2 separate regions of the Homo sapiens genome follow, and region 1 is linked to region 2. Evidence: read pairs that join two places in POLR2A ChIA-PET (ENCODE). Cell type or tissue: endothelial cell of umbilical vein. All regions are shown on one strand. Links, peaks and the distances in the headings refer to the core of each region. The heading gives the core; the rest is flanking DNA.

Evidence for each region. Peaks named below come from ENCODE experiments on the same cell type or tissue, not always from the same donor. Only the 100,000 strongest peaks of a DNase experiment are listed, where the experiment ranks them.
Region 1: POLR2A ChIA-PET joins it to region 2 with 5 read pairs; 4 of 35 experiments call an interaction of 5 or more read pairs at or near these places.

Annotation. Positions count from the first base shown.
Region 1 is chr12:111,739,670-111,742,582 of GRCh38, reverse strand. The region is part of intron 12 of ACAD10 (acyl-CoA dehydrogenase family member 10); the gene reads right to left. Among named protein-coding and RNA genes, the nearest start is that of ALDH2, 26 kb to the left of the region's middle. In endothelial cell of umbilical vein, for the core only: no CTCF peak of the experiment used is centred there; a DNase peak (open chromatin) is centred at 1,112; H3K27ac peaks cover 1,733 bases.
Region 2 is chr12:111,617,562-111,620,474 of GRCh38, reverse strand. No RefSeq gene overlaps it. Among named protein-coding and RNA genes, the nearest start is that of ATXN2-AS, 20 kb to the right of the region's middle. In endothelial cell of umbilical vein, for the core only: no CTCF peak of the experiment used is centred there; no DNase peak of the experiment used is centred there.

The DNA.
Region 1 (2,913 bases), core at 138-2,637, 120 kb before region 2:
CAGCTGAGACAGCCATTTTCATGCAGCTTTGGTGTTAAAGATAGTTTAAACTATTCCTTACAGAGTTAGGAACAAACTCAGAGCAAATTCTTTGCTACCCTGCAGAGAGTTAGCCTACTGGACCTCAATAGGTCTCTACTGAGGACCTTCTGGGTGCTAGGTATGAACCTAACCCAGGGAAGTCAGTCAGAAACCAGATAGCCTCTTCCTTGCAGACACACAGTGGGGGCTTATTCCTTATTCCTCGGACTGCACACAGCACATTGAAGGGAAAGATACTCCCTTATGTTCCTTATTATTCATAAGGATTTTCTTCTTCTAACAGAGTAAGAGGTGTATTCTTAATTTTCTTCTATTTGGTTGGCTCCCACTCTGAGACTGCTACTTTGTCCCTGAAAAAAGTCACTTGTATAAGCTTGGATTGATTTAGATCTATTGCTTCTGGTATATTTTCCAAAATGTAGTTCCAGCAGAAGAGACCACATCACTGGTGTCCACTTAACTTGCAGTCATAAGCACTTTATAGAATTTCAGTGGCCATCTACCAGAAATCTAATTTCTGCACCCACTTATTAAGGAAGGAGAAGGACACATGGGCTGGGCAGGTACATACTGTTAATCTTCTGCTCACTGGGCTCTGGTCTCTCTCATCCCCTTCCCAATCTAATGCTGATTTGAAGTCTTTTGTAAATGACACCATAGAGAGAATGTCTTGGAAACAGATACCCCTTCTCTAAGCTCCAGTTTTCCTGGCCAGTACCAAATATCTCAGCTGTTCAAACAAAAATGATTTTAAAGCTAATTGTAGAAGACAAATGTACAGAAGTAATATTTATGTTTGTATAGTTGGTTTTTTCCCCATTCATCATACGTTTTTATATTATTCTTTCAAAAAATGGATTTTGTTGTTTTTACATGAGAAAACTAAGCCATTTCCTCAGTGTGTCTGGCTGGCTTCCCAGAGGGAGGGAAAGGAGTGCACAGTAAGATAAGAGGAATAAAGGCCTGAACAAACAGACATTTTTCTGTCTGGTGGCAAACAGGTGGGGTGTTTTAGCTCTGGGCCGAGAGAAACCAGAAGCCACAACGATGGCTCACAGGATCTTAAAAACATGTCAAAGGGCTTCCTGAGAGACAGGCTGAGGACACTCAGTGTGGAGACTCTAAAATGGGCAGTCTATTAAGCTTTTCCCAGGTCACTGGAGCAGAGCAGGGAGAAAACTTGGCAGCCGGCTAGGAAATATCAGAGGTGACCAGGACTATTCATCACCATAAGGACTTAGCAGCCATTCTGTTTAAGTAAATATTTCTGGTTAGTGTTTATTGGAAAACTATAAAAAAAATGGGAAATAGTGGCTTACAGCTGATACTGTATTTTCCTAAAAGAGGGAAAATATTGTTTCCAGAAATTCCTGCTTCCAGCATCCCCTGCTTATCAGACCAGGTACAGTTAAACTAGAAATTCTCTGGGTACTGGTTTTTCTCCGGACAGTTTTTCTCATGACTGTGTATCTCCAGGACCACCTAGCACAGTGCTGGCTTTTAGTAGAGGCTCATATACTTGGGAATGAATGATCAATTCCCCTACTGCAACTGCTTCTCTCAGAAGACTCTGGCAACCTGGCTGAGAACACAGGCTGCCAGCAAGCTTGGGGTGTCACTGACTGCAAAGCTAAACACTCCATCAGCACTAGCAAATCCCATGATGAATTCCTTTCTCCTTCTTTCTCCTTGCCTTTTGTTTTTAAGTTTTGCTTTTGGAAAATTTCTTTTTCTTTTCTTTTTTTTTTTTTTTTTTTTGAGATGGAGTCTCGCTCTGTCACCAGGCTGGAGTGAACAGTGAAGCAATCTCGGCTCACTGCAACCTCTGACTCCCTGGTTCAAGCTATTCATCTGCCTCAGCCTCCCTAGTTAGCTGGGATTACAGACACCTAGTAGCTGGGATTACAGGCACACACCACCAAGCCCAGCTAATTTTTGTATTTTTAGTAGAGACGGGGTTTCATCATGTTGGCCAGGATGGTCTTGATCTCCTGACCTCGTGATCCCCCCGCCTCGGCCTCTCAAAGTGCTGGGATTACAGGCATGAGCCACCGCACCTGGCCTTTTTTTTTTTTTTTTTGAGATGGAGTCTTGCTCTGTCACCCAGGCTGGAGTGTAGTGGCACGATCTCTGCTCACTGCAACCTCTGCCTCCCGGGTTCAAGTGATTCTCCTGCCTCAGCCTCCCATGTAGCTGGGATTATAGGCGGCATCACCACACCCAGGCAATTTTTGTATTTTTAGTGGAGACGGGGTTTCACCATGTTGGCCAGGGGTCTCAAACTCCCGACCTCAGGTGATCCACCTACTTCGGCCTCCCAGTGTGCTAGGATTACCGGCGTGAGCCATCATGACTGGCCTCCTTTTGGAAAATTTCAAAGACACACAGGAGTAGAGAGGAGAGAATAACAAGCCTACGGGTTCTACTGCTCGCCTTCCGCAATGATCGATGCCAGCCCAGTCTGGTTTCATTCCCTGCCATCCCCACTCCCACTGTCCTGGATTTTTTGGAGTAAATCCCAAATATCTCATCTAGGATTCTTTCAAAACTCTAAAAACAAATGTTTTTTAAAAAACCCACAATACTATTATTACCCTTAAAAAATCGTTAACTGTTAACTTCTTCATATCATCGACTATCCACTCAGAATTCAAGTTTCAGTGACTATCATCAAAATTTTTTCCAAATAATTTGTTCAAGAAAGGATCCAAATAAGGTCCCAACACTGTAACTGGCTAACGTATCTTTTAAGTCTCTCCCCGCTCCCCCCACCTTTTTTTTTTCTGAGACAGTCTCACTTTGTTGCCCAGGCTAGACTGCGGTGATGCAATCATGGCTCGCCGCAACCTCCGCCTCCTGGGTTCAAGCAAT
Region 2 (2,913 bases), core at 106-2,605:
GATCACTTGATCTCAGGAGTTTGAGACCAGCCTGGCCAACATAGCAAAACCCCGCCTCTACTAAAAATACCAAAAAAAAAAAAAAAAAAAAAAATTCGCTGGGTGTGGTGGCACATGCTTGTGTGAGGCAGGAGAATTGCTTGCACACAGGAGGCAGAGGTTGCAGTGATCCAAGATCACGCCATTGCACTCCCAGCTACTCGGGAGGCTGAGGCACCAAAATCACTTGAACAAGGGAGGCAGAGTCTGCAGTGAGCCAAGATCACGCCACTGAACTACAGCCTGGGTGACAGTGCAAGACTGTGTCTCAAATTAATTAATTAATTAATTAATTAACTGGGAGTGGTGGCACCTGGCTGTAGTCCCAGATACTTGGAAGGCTGAGGTAGAAGGATCCCTTGAATCTGGGAGGTGGAGGCTGCAGTGAGCCAAGATCGCACCACTGAAATCCAGCCTGGGTGACAGAGAGAGATCCTGTCTCAAACAAAACAAAATAAAACAAAACAGCTCCTTGCCTCCATGATGTTATTATTACATATGACATGTCTGTATCAAAACATTTCACGTGTCCAGGCTCGGTGGCCCACGCCTGTAATCCCAGCACTTTGGGAGGCCAAGGTGGGTGGATCATTTGAGGTCAGGAGTTTGAGACTAGCCTGGCCAACATGGTGAAACCCTGCCTCTACTAAAAATACAAAAATTAGCCGGACGTGGTGGTGCACACCTGTAATCCCAGCTACTCGGGAGGCTGAGGCAGGAGAATTGCTTGAACCCAGGAGGTGGAGGTTGCAGTGAGGTAAGATTGCGCCACTGCACTCCAGCCTGGGCAACACAGCAAGACTCCATCTCAAAGCAAAACAAAACATCTCATGTACCCCGTAAATATATACACCTTCTAGGTACCCACAAAAAAAAAAAAAATAAAAAGGCTTGGTGCGGTTGCTCACGCCTGTAATCACAGCACTTTGGGAGGCCAGGTGGGGCTGATCACCTGAGGTCAGAAGTTCGAGACCAGCTAGGCTAACATGGTGAAACCCAGTTTCTACTAAAAATACAAAAAATTAGCTGGACATGGTGGTGCGTGCCTGTAATCCCAGCTACTCGGGAGGCTGAGGCAGGAGAATTGCTTGAACACAGGAGGCAGAGGTTGCAGTGATCCAAGATCACACCATTGCACTCCAGCTTGGGCAACAAAAGCGAAACTCCATCTCAAAAAAAAAAAAAAAAGAGTTTTGTTCTGTCACCCAGGCTGCCGTGCAGTGGCACCATCCTAACTCACTCTACCCTCCAACTTCTGGCCTCAAGTGATCCTCCTGCCTCAGCTTTCTTAGCAGCTGGGACTACAGGCATGCACCCCAATGCCTGGCTAATTTTTCTGATTATTTTTTGTGGAGACAGGGTCTCGCTACATTGCCCAGGCTGATCTTGAACTCCTGGCCTCAAGCAATCCTCCTACCTTAGCCTCTCAAAGCACTGAGATTACAGGTGTGAGCTACCATGACCGGCAAAAATGTTCTAAAATTATACTATGGTGATGGTTGCAAAGCTGTGTGAATATACTAAAAGACTCACTGAACTATATACTTTAAATGGGTGAATTGTATAGGGTGTGACTTATACCTGAGTAAAATTGTTTAAAAAATAGTCTATGGAGGCTGGGCGTGGTGGCTCACGCCTGTAATCCCAGCACTTTGGGAGGCCAAGGCAGGTGGATCACGAGATCGGGAGTTCAAGATCAGCCTGGCCATGATGGTGAAACCCTGTCTCTACTAAAAATAAAAATAAAAAAAAAAATAGCTGGGTGTGGTGGTGGGCGCCTGTAATCCCAGCTACTCGGGAGGCTGAGGCAGAGAACTGCTTGAACTCGGGAGGTGGAGGATGCAATCCAGTTGGGCCAGACACAGTGGTTCACGCCTGTAATCCCAGCACTTTAGGAGGCTGAGGCAGGTGAATCACGAAGTCAGGAGTTCGAGACCAGCCTGACCAACATGGTGAAACCCTGTGTCTACTAAAAATACAAAAATTAGCCGGGCATGGTGGCGTGAGCCTATAGTCCCAGCTACTTGGGAGGCTGAGGCAGGAGAATCACCTGAACCCAGAGGCAGAGGTTGCAGTGAGCCAAGATTGCACCACTGCACTCTAGCCTGGGTGACAAAGTAAGACTCCATCTCAAAAAAAAAAAAAAAAAGTCCAATTGGGCATGCTTAGGGAAATACTGTAAGTAGATTCTCTTTATTCAGTTGCCTTTCTTCTTTCTTTTCTTGTCTTTTTTTTTCTTTGAGTCCGGGTGTTGCTCTGTTGCTCAGGCTGGAGTGCAGTGCTGCGATCATGGCTCACTGCAACCTCAACCTCCCAGGCTCAAGGAATCCTCCCACTTCAACCTCTGAAGTAGCTGCGACTACAGATGCGTGCCACCATGCCCGGCTAATTTAAAAAAATTTTTGAGGCCAGGTGCGGTGGCTCACGACTGTAATCCCAGCACTTTCGGAGGCTGAGGCAGGAGGATCACGTGAGGTCAGGAGTTCAAGACCAGCCTGGCCAACATTGTGAAACCCTGACTCTACTAAAAAAATGCAAAAATTAGCTGGGCGTGGTGGCAGGTGCCTGTAATCCCAGCTACTCAGGAGGCTGAGGCAAGATAATCGCTTGAGCCCGGGAGGCGGAGGTTGCAGGAGCGGAGATCATGATACTGCACTCCAGCCTGAGCAACAGAGCAAGCCTCTGTCTCAAAAAAAAAAAAAATTTTTTTTTTTTTTTTTATAGAGACTTGGTCTCACTATATTGCCAGGGCTGGTCTCAAACTCTTGGGCTCAAGAGATCCTCCCACTTTGGCCTCCCAAAGTGCTAGGATTACAGGTGTGAGTCACTGCATCCAGCCTCCTGGCCTTCATTTATTTGAACATTTTCAAGCAT